Regions from separate parts of the Mus musculus genome. Here regions 1, 2 and 4 are each linked to region 3. A link is a loop called in an ENCODE intact Hi-C map of the cell type or tissue named here. Cell type or tissue: left cerebral cortex. All regions are shown on one strand. Region 1 overlaps Eml6 (echinoderm microtubule associated protein like 6). Region 2 overlaps Sptbn1 (spectrin beta, non-erythrocytic 1). Region 3 has its middle 7.7 kb from the start of Acyp2. Region 4 overlaps Sptbn1 (spectrin beta, non-erythrocytic 1).

The links. Hi-C counts contacts between places; a loop is a spot of excess contacts. Peaks named below come from ENCODE experiments on the same cell type or tissue, not always from the same donor. Only the 100,000 strongest peaks of a DNase experiment are listed, where the experiment ranks them.
Region 1: it touches region 3 in a loop (4-fold over the local background); 7 of 42 quality-filtered maps call a loop at or near these places.
Region 2: a loop joins it to region 3, with 5 times the contacts of the local background. A loop is called at or near these places in 12 of 42 quality-filtered maps.
Region 4: it touches region 3 in a loop (5-fold over the local background); 3 of 42 quality-filtered maps call a loop at or near these places.

Annotation. Positions count from the first base shown.
Region 1 is chr11:29,860,658-29,863,157 of GRCm38, forward strand. The region is part of intron 7 of Eml6 (echinoderm microtubule associated protein like 6); the gene reads right to left. Among named protein-coding and RNA genes, the nearest start is that of Gm22588, 12 kb to the left of the region's middle. In left cerebral cortex, a CTCF peak has its summit at 1,545 (motif pointing right); DNase peaks (open chromatin) are centred at 1,286 and 1,503; H3K27ac peaks cover 219 bases.
Region 2 is chr11:30,146,769-30,149,268 of GRCm38, forward strand. It overlaps Sptbn1 (spectrin beta, non-erythrocytic 1), which reads right to left. Exons shown (of 35, transcript NM_175836.2): 7 at 1-83. Among named protein-coding and RNA genes, the nearest start is that of Sptbn1, 72 kb to the right of the region's middle. In left cerebral cortex, a CTCF peak has its summit at 1,321; a DNase peak (open chromatin) is centred at 2,399; H3K27ac peaks cover 281 bases.
Region 3 is chr11:30,655,876-30,658,375 of GRCm38, forward strand. No RefSeq gene overlaps it. Among named protein-coding and RNA genes, the nearest start is that of Acyp2, 7.7 kb to the left of the region's middle. In left cerebral cortex, a CTCF peak has its summit at 1,429; a DNase peak (open chromatin) is centred at 1,428.
Region 4 is chr11:30,123,833-30,126,332 of GRCm38, forward strand. It overlaps Sptbn1 (spectrin beta, non-erythrocytic 1), which reads right to left. Exons shown (of 35, transcript NM_175836.2): 18 at 1,034-1,180; 19 at 1-230. Among named protein-coding and RNA genes, the nearest start is that of Sptbn1, 95 kb to the right of the region's middle. In left cerebral cortex, no CTCF peak of the experiment used is centred here; a DNase peak (open chromatin) is centred at 1,539.

The DNA.
Region 1 (2,500 bases), 800 kb before region 3:
CTTCCTTCTTTCCTTCCTTTGGCACAGGCTATTTGTATATGAGATAACTCTCCTCAACTAACATTGGCATCTTATTTGGTACAATGTGTGAAACTGTACCACCACCTCTATAACAAAACCTCTTTGGTGGAGTGTGAAAAGGATCAGAAAAGTACTAAGAAACCCACAACCTGTGTCTTAGTGGGGAAAGGCAGCTCAAGAGGGGCTGAAAAATGATCAGTTGGTAATGTAGAGCAGCTATACCACTTATAATAAGCAAGTGTCAGGACCTGAGTTTGATTCCCAGCACCCATATAAAAATCTGGGTACATTGGCACATGTCTTTAATCTCAGCTTTGGGGAGCTGTGAGGATCCCTGGAGATTGCCAGACAGCACAGCAAAATCAGTGAGCACCGGGTTTAGTGAGAAACCCTGTATTAAAAAATAAGACAGAGTACAACTGAAAAGAACACCCAAGATCAACATCTAGAACACACACACACACACACACACACACACACACACACACACACACACACCAGCACATGCTATCCCAGTCACACATACACACACATACCAGCACCAGAGAATCCATACATGTACATGCCAGCTCAGTACCATACACATGCCCATACACACACACACACACACACACACACACACACACACACAACATGATTTTTTTTTATAGATTTCCTTGGAAAATGTTTCTGGCGAACTAAATAGTTTAGCATGGAAACTTAACACTTAGCAAAAGCAAGAAGGCTGATTGACAAGAGTATGTGTCTAGATAAATGTGATGGGAAAAGGGAGAGGAACTAGAAAAAAAGAGGGGAAAGAGGAGAGACAGAAGGGGCAAAGAGAAAAGGGAAAAGTACACTTTTGTCACTTATAATGAACTTAATGAGCTGCGAACATTTCCTCTCAGAGAACAATTCACGTTTTCCACACATTCTTGTTCTTCAAACAGATAAATTATCTTTTGTCATATCAGACTAGCCTATTCTAAGGGCTCTTAATGACACCAAGTCACTTTCTTTTCTGAGATAACCATTTTAAATGGAAATTACTTCCCAAAGACACATCAGTGGGAGAGTTGTATTTAAGCTTCTTAGTCATGCCCACAATCTTTGTTATAAGCCAAATTGCTCCTGTGCTCATGAGCTGCACAGAGCCTTGTAGCCTTTCCCAGGTTCTGAGAGGCCTTGCAGAGAGACACTTCCCTGACAAGGCCAGTACTTTCATTCTCCTGTCCATCCAGGCTTGGCATAAGTGCAGAGAACAGGACTGTAATTAGAGTCTTCACTGAGCTGGCCAAGGCAGCCATTGCATCCGTAATTAAGCTGTATTTGGCTCTTTATCTTTTGCCCTACTACTATTTGGAGTAAGGTTAGACAACTGCTGGTAGCAAAATGAAAAGCAGGGAAAGCTGCCACAGAAATGCTCTTCTTCTTTGAGATACATATTGTGGGTATTTTTGACAGTGTGGTGAGGTGTCTAAGTTGGATTTTAGGCCCCCTTATGTACTATGATGAGAATGGTAAAGCGCTGGCCAGATTGGTACACACAGACAGCAGATGGCAGTAGAGAGCAAACTACCCATCCAAACCTGAAAAAATTCTCTAAGCAGAAACCAAATTCTTAATTTGCTTTTGTTTTCTATCCCAGTGCTCTCTGCTATAGTTCTAAGGCCAGCTTGAGGGGAGTTGGCCCATCAGCACTGACACACACCTTGTTGCTAAAGGGGAATGCTTACTTTGCCTTAGTTAAGTGAATAGATGGATTTATAGTCTATCTCTCTTAGCTATTTAACACCACAAGCTATTTAACCTTTCAAATCTTCAGTTACCACAGCTGTAAGTGAACATCTGCAGTCCCACTTCGCAGCACTGTCTGGCTTCAACACCAGAACTGGACCTAGATCCTAACATCTGGGAAATTAATCGATCAATACCAAGTATTATTCTAACCAGCAAGTGTTTGTGCACTATAGGGTCTTTTTTAAAAGTTCATGTCTCAGTATGAACAATTTTCTGTGTGTAGGTCAGATTCTAGACCCATGAAAAGTCATACAGGACCTCTGAAGATGCTGCCACCCCCTTCTTTCCTTGATGGGCAGCTAATCCTTGCCTTTCAGCCGATTCTTTTATTATCTTAATGAGCTAGCATTGTGAACTCTCAGAAAGCAGAGTGGTGGATTAGCACAGAAAAAATATCACTGGGCTAAAATGTCCTTTCTCACAGTTATTTGGCTGGAGAAAGGCAACCAGCAGCAGGGAAGGGTGTGGTTTAAACTAAACACATGGCAAAGAGCGCAGGGCACCCTTCCCAGCCTTTCTGCGCATTAGAATCTTCATGAAGTATCTAAAATATATGGATACCTGGAACCCACCCAGACAGTCCTCTCAGTTCCTGTGGAATTGGACATGGGCAGTGGTAGATGGGTTGAACACTAAGACTGAAAAACATTGCCTCCCAAGCCCAGCTAGAGTGTTCTCCGGGTGATGGTAAATAATATTT
Region 2 (2,500 bases), 510 kb before region 3:
GGCCTTCATCTTGGAGAAGTAGTGGTAGTAAGTCACCACGTATGTGATGATAGACTTCTCATCAGGGTGGTCCACACTGATATCTGTAACCAGAGGGGTTCAGTCAGAGTGCTACACGTCATGCCGCCGCCAGGGCAGCAAAAGCAGCTACGACATCCAGCATCCCTTAACCATCCAGCAACTCCTTAGTGTTTGAAAATTCTGCCATCACACAGTTAATTCCCCAACAGGGAAGACAGCACACCAGATTCATTTAGCACATGGATATCCACAAATGCCTCTGCAGAAGGCCAGCTTGTTTCCTCACCTTATTCTCAACCCCTAAAACCAAACTGGGCTGTGGTCAGACACCACAGCTCAGCCCATGGCACACACATCTTGGGACAACTTTTGTCTCCTTTTACCTGAATCCAGGTAGTGACAGATTTTAATGTCACACTCTCCTGTTCACATAAACAAACTTAAAACAATGGCTTCCTCAATGGGATTCTCTGTTGCCCCACTCAACCCAGGCTGGCCCTCAGAAGCATGAACACAAAATGCCCTTTAGCGTGAGCACAGTTCCTTCAGTTCTTTTATCAGGCTTTTTCTAAGTGCCATGCGTTATTCCAGATGTTTCTAATTCCATAGGAGGATATGCTTCTTCACTCATATATGCCCTGTATGTCCAATACTTCCATATTCCTTACAACCAGCCTTTGCCTGAAAGGGCCTTCTCCCACTCACATTTACTACTGGCTCAAAAGGAGCAGCTCAAGAGCTACAACCCCAATACATGCACTTCTTATTCCTGTAGTTAAATTACTTTCTTCTTCCTGCCTTGGGACTCTGTATAAATGGATACATAGTCTACTTTCTGCAAGATATAATTTACTCATATGTTTTTGCTTTTAAGCCTTAATCCTAAAGGGTCAAGACTCTATTGTAGGATTCCTATACCACTCCACCTTCCAAATTCCTGAAGGTAGAGGGACAGTGTGTATTCAGTGAATCAAGTAAATGAAAATGACACGTCTTGGGAGTGGAAATGTTCAGAGAAACACTCAGCCAGGAACAGATTAAAATTAACACACACACAAGTTTCCTATCTGTCAGGTTCGTTTTTCAATACATTTCATACACAACCTTATTTCTATTCTGTAAATAGTACAGTGTGGAGGAAAACAGTTTCTTTAATTTTAAACATGAAAACTCTAGGGCACAGGATAGAATACTCCCAGCCCCACTTGTTGTCAAGGTAGCAATGGGACCAAGAGTCCAACTGCAGTTGCTTTTGCTAGTGCACAGTCCTCCGTCCTCATCCTCATCAATGTCCACAAGAGGGGGTTTGAAGAGAGAGAGACAGACAGACAGACAGAGAGTGCTGCATCTAATTTAGCAAGCACAAAATATTGATATTTCTGGAGTAATAGAAGGCAAAAATTTCCAAGTTAATCAATGAATACATTTCAACTGGTATCCTTTGGAATACTGGACAACTAGTGATTAAGGTTAAAACCATAGGAAACAAGACATTAAATGCTATTTTTAGCTCCAGTCTTGTGATCTGAGAAATATCAGTCTCCCTTTTATGCTCACTAAAGATCAGAAAAATTAATGAATGGTATTAATAAAAAGTCTGTGTATTAGGAAAAGGAGAAAGAATTTTTGTCTAGCAAAGGGCTAGACCTAAGGAACACCACTGATGGTGAGGAAGGAGTTAATTAAACATGAAGACTGATCACAGCTCAAGGAATTTTAGCTTTTTTTTTATATCAAAAAACCACTTAATGGGTTAGCCTAAGATAATTGTATCTTGGCTTCCTGTAATCATATGCACTGGAGAACAGCAAAAACTAGCTTGGCAGTCACATGACCTCAAGATGCCCTTGGGGAGATCAACTTCCTCTTCTAGATTTATAAGAACTTTAAACTTTCACACACATACATTTCTATCTCTAATATTTGCTTACAGCTGGGAGGATCTCTAAGCCTCTAGCATTATAAACTAAATAATCCCTTTATGATTTAAATATTTCTCAAAATTAGAAAAAGTTCTTCTGAAATCCCACATTGTAACGGGACCTAGATGAGGATATATATATATATATAGGCTGTTCCAGAGAGGACAGCTTAGTCATCTGCAGACAAGCTTTGGCTTCTGCAGAGACCCAGAGATCCTAGCAATCAGCTCCACATAGATGAGATACAGTCTATCATAAGAAAACTGTGCCTCTGTTTCATCCATTCACATTCTCTTCTTTAAGCTCCAGCATCCTAAGAATGCCCTTGACCTCAACTCACCCTCAGCAGACCCACCCTCATGAACATCAGTCACAGGCGTTCACTGGGTGCTAGGCTAGGCTTCCCAGTAAGCACAGGTGCTGAGAACCTCAGTGACACCCACTGCCTGCTAAACAGCCTCAAAGCGTTCGCTTCCAGCCTGCAGAGGGACGGCCACCCTCCCCCTAGGGTTATTCTTTACACCACTCCCACAGAGTCCCTCAATGCTTTTCTGGCT
Region 3 (2,500 bases):
TAGCATAACTGTCCTCTGAGAGGCTCAACCCAGCTGATGGAAACAGATGCAGAGACCCTCAGCCAAACATTAGATGCAGCTTGAGAGGGCTTGTCAGAGTTGAGGGAAGAATTGAGGGACCAGGAACAGATAGGGACTCCATAGGAAGACTAACACAGTTAACTAACCTACACCCTTGGGGGCTTCCAGAAACTGAACCGCCAACCAAAGAACATACATGGACTGGACCTAAGGTTCCCCCAATAATGCAGGTCTCACAACAACTGGAACAGGGCCCGTCCCTGACTCTCTTGCCTGGCTGTGGATCCTGTTCCCCTATCTGGGTTGCCTTGTCTGGCCTCAGTGGGAGAGGATGTACCTAGTTCTGCAGTGACTTCATGTGGCTGGGTGGGGCTTCCCCCTTCTCAGAGGAGAACGGAAGACAGGAAGGAGCCCTATGAGAAGGGATACAGGATTGTGATTGTGATGTAAAGTAAATAAATAAATTAATTAACGGAAAAACAAGAGTTGCCTTGGTGATGATGTCTCTTTACAGCAATAAAACCCTAACTAAGACACTGTCTAAGTACATCCTTTTTTTTCCCTGTAATTTAAACCTTGACTACTTTAATGCTTGGGGGCAAAACCTTCACAATAGAAGTAGATCAAAAATTAAACAGAATGGAAATTCAAATATGCCATACCCTGATGTCAGTTAAGAAGCATTAAAAAGTTCAATACTTAAAAGATGTAGGGGGGCTGGCGAGATGGCTCAGTGGTTAAGAGCGCCGACTGCTCTTCTGAAGGTCCCGAGTTCAAATCCCAGCAACCACATGGTGGCTCACAACCATCCATAACGAAATCTGATGCCCTCTTCTGGAGTGTCTGAAGACAGCTACAGTGTACTTACATATAATAAATAAATAAATCTTTAAAAAAAAAAAAAAGATGTAGGATAAAGACTGGTGAAAAAAAAAATCTAAAAGCCAGGCATGGTGGCACATGCCTGTAATCACAGCACTCTGAAGAATAAAGCAGGAGAATCAGGAGTTCAGCCTTGGTTTTGTAGTCAGAACCTAGGGGTGTGGATTAGAGAGGAAGGTAAAGAACAATAAACCTAACCCCCAACCTTCTGAAAACTAATGTGTTGAAATATTATAGGACAGGCTTACGTAGGATACATTATTTGTTGTCTACTTCATTTGCAGATATTTTATTTTTATAAATTAATGAAACATAAACATTAAGCAGAACCCTTCTGGCTGGGTGCAGTGGTACATTCCCTTAATCCCTGAACTAGGGAGAGTCTAGGCAGTGAGATCACTACAAAGTAGAGGCCAGCTTGTATCAAATGAAACCTAGCTCTCTAAATACAAACAAACCAAGCACCTTTACGGAATGCTGCTTAGTTATAAAGCATAATTTCTGTTCTCTTGCTGCCACCTACCAACCATCCAAGGCAAAGCAGGCTATGAGCATTGGATAATCCCTTCAGAAATGTTAGCAGCATCACTTCATGCTCTTTTGGCTAAGATCAAGTATAGAAATGAATGCAGCACCTCGACTGCCTCTCATTTCAAAGTTTCAAAATCACACTTCCAAACAACCTGTACACATAGCAATCCTTTCAATGACAAGCAGATTTAGGTACTGTTAGGGTTCTTCACTCAACAGGCGGCTTAAATATGGAAGAGTCAGCCCTGGATTATTATTAGATATGGGTGTTATAGAAAAAACAGGTTAAGGAAATTCATTTAGTAAATGCTGGTTGACTCCTTTAATATGTGTTTTAAGATGGTTTTAATCTACCTGTCTGTCTTTCTATCTTATCTGTCTATCTGTCTGTCTGTCTAGGAGGCATCCACATTCAACAGTGTCACTGTACAACATGTGAGCATTGATGATCTCCTACTACCATGTGGGTTCCACGGACTAAAATCAGGTCATCACATTTGGTGACAAGTGCCTTTATCTATAAGCCATAATGCTTTTATACTGCATCCATTGATGCATCAGTCTAGTTGAAACACAATGTGTTTCAGAGGCATTTGTTATATAAGTAAGATGGGCTTACTCCAACACAGGAAATGCTTTGCTCAATTTCATCTGTAATTATTTACCTTTCAGTTATAAAACCCTAATATAGAACTGTTAGCAGTGAAATGACTATAGCATTGCAACAATAATGATGATTTTTGTCAGGTCACAAAGAAACCTGGTCACCTGTGGCTCCTGCCAGCACTTCTCACCCTAGCCCCTGCTAAGGTTCAAGAATTGCTGAAGGAAGAACCCAGACTCAAATAGTATGCAAAAGTAAAGGGTGTTTCTTCTGCAGAAACAACCAGCATGCAGGGGGTCAACCATTCATGAAAATGGCAACCACCAGAGAAGCTCTCAGGCTCCTTCTATGTGGGATTAGGGCAATTTTCCTAGCAGCAGTGATATTAGTACAATTTTAATAGGTTGCTATGTTAGTTCTACCATTCCTGGTGAAGCCTTGAAGAATTACAGAGACTGACTC
Region 4 (2,500 bases), 530 kb before region 3:
AGGTCTTTGCCATAGTCGTCAGATTGAATCTGGCTCTCCAGGCCATGTAGCCATTTGTCAAGATCTGCGCAGCTTTGTGTGAAAAGCTCAGCCTTATTTGCATCAAAGAGCCGCTGGGCCTTGGTCTGGGTTGTGGATTCAAGGACTTCCCACATTTTATGTAAACCAGTGAGTTTTTCCTTTACCACAGCTTCTGTTTCTGGCTTTTCTGAAATAAGCTGCATTCCTTCCTGGAGAACATAAACCAATGAGGTTAAAAATAGTTTGCAAGAGAATAAATGTCACTGTGAAAAAACAAAACTCAAACTCTGAGACATTTAATCTGTGATTGCCCCACTTGCATCCACACTCCCTACATTCATCCAGGAAGTTAGTGCTCAGTAAAATAAACAGTGGTCTTTGTTAGCAATTAAGTGTTGCATGCTCTAACAGTTTCAATTGGGCAATTTATTGTTAATAACCTACAACTTCACGCTCTAAAGACTATATATAACACATAATTTTAATTCTTAGGAGAATGATAGTGAAGGGACAGGAACGTGAGAAACACACACTGCACAGAATTTCCCTATGTGAATACACACTGCAAGGATTAACATAGTTAGTGCCTGGTGTATAGTAGTCACACCACCCCTAATAGACTTAAAGCATATTGCATTTTAAAATTTATGTAATTGTATCTGATAAAGCCGCCCATAAAGCAACACAGGTTTATGGCCAGTGGCAATGAGGAAGGAAGGGACATGGTCCACCAGTAGCAACTGATCTGATCATCTGGTAGCCACTGAAAGATAAACTAAGCCACTTGTTTGGGTCTCTGCTTCTCTGCCCGCTGTGGGACAGACATCAGGTTAGAAACTAAGTGGAAGCAGGGGATTGTTACTGACTGTGATGACATAGGGCTCTACCCTCAAATAAAAGGAATTCATTTTCTCTCCTCCCTCTTCCCTAAGTTTTTATGTCTTCCTCCTTACCAAGGCCACAATTTGGAAAGGAGGGTGAGGGAAAGGTCTCACCAAATAGTTTAACCCACCTTCTCAATTTTGTCAAGCCATTCTTTGTTGGATGCAAGTTCCGCCATAAATGCTTGATGCTTTAACCATTTACTGTGCAGATTTCTGGCTTCATCATAAGACATGTCTTGAGCTGTAAGCATCTTTTCATTGATCCAGAGGGACAGCTAGGGTAGAACAGCAAGAAGTGTTTAGAAGCTGTCATCATAGATTTAAACCTTTTACTCCGACCCAGAAAGGATTACACCCGTGTCGACATTTTCCATGTCAACAGACCGGCAAATATTTTACTTTGCACCTCTGACCCATTTTGTAGCTAAGTGTGATATAAATGGTGGACCTAACATTGAACCCAGAAGTATAAAAACTCCAAAGCAGCTTTTAAACTCAACTGCACTCTTGGCCAGCTTTCCCTAAAAAGCTTGTGTTTGTAGTTTTGCTCTTACTAGTTCAAAACACAAGCTGTTTCCTCCCCCAGATACCTGTGACAGCTATAGCAAGCTAACCATTGACTATCATTTAATTCATCTGGCAAGTATGTATTTTAAAACAATCTGCACAGCAGTGGTGACGCATGCTTCTAGTATCAGTGCTTGGAATGCAAAGGCAAGTGGATCTCTGTGAGTTTGAGGCCACTGTGGGCTACAGAGTGAGTTCCAGAACAGCCAGGGCTATACAGAGAAATCCTATCTCAAAAAACCAAGAACCAAACAACACACAAACCTGCTCATTTATCTACTGGGTGATGTGTGGGAATGTCAAAGAACATAAACAACTTGCTCACCGTGGAACTAATGCAATGACAACAGCCATTCTTTTTTTTCTGTCAACTCTAAATCACCTTTACCTGTTTTTCTGTAGCCTCTAACTCTCGAAGGAACCTTCCACTCAAACTAAGAACACTTCACAGAACTGGACTCCGAGACCAACCATATATACTAGAAAGCCACACAAAGCTTGCCAGCTGCTGACAGACTAAAATAAATTATAAGAGGCTTGGAATGGGAGTTGGCCAAACCAAGCTCTGACCTCTTTCAGGCTTTTATCCCAAGTCAGACCCTGCTTGGTCCTGCTTGCCTATAAGTGCCCAGGCCAGAGATATACAATGGAGTCCTTCAGGGACCATCTACCGCCACTTGGGTGGGTGAAAGTGAGATTACTTTTAAAGCAGTCACTACTCCCTGTGAGTCTGCACCTGAATATCTCCATGGTTTCATGTCTCAAAGTCTACAATGGCACAGGAGACCAAAGACGCCTTTACGGTATCCGTGTTTCTGAAGCCTTTCATTAATACCCTGGTACTGCTGGGAAAGGCTTCTCCATATATTTGCTTCAACAGCAGTGGGTCTGTTCTTTATAAAATGTCAAGGAGGGCAAAGCGGGTCACAAGAGAACTGCTGACTTTGAGAATGGACAAAAACTCTAAGTACTAGCTCCATCTTTCATGAAGGAGAACTGTCGGGAGCAAAGGTCAAAGCAAATCTTTT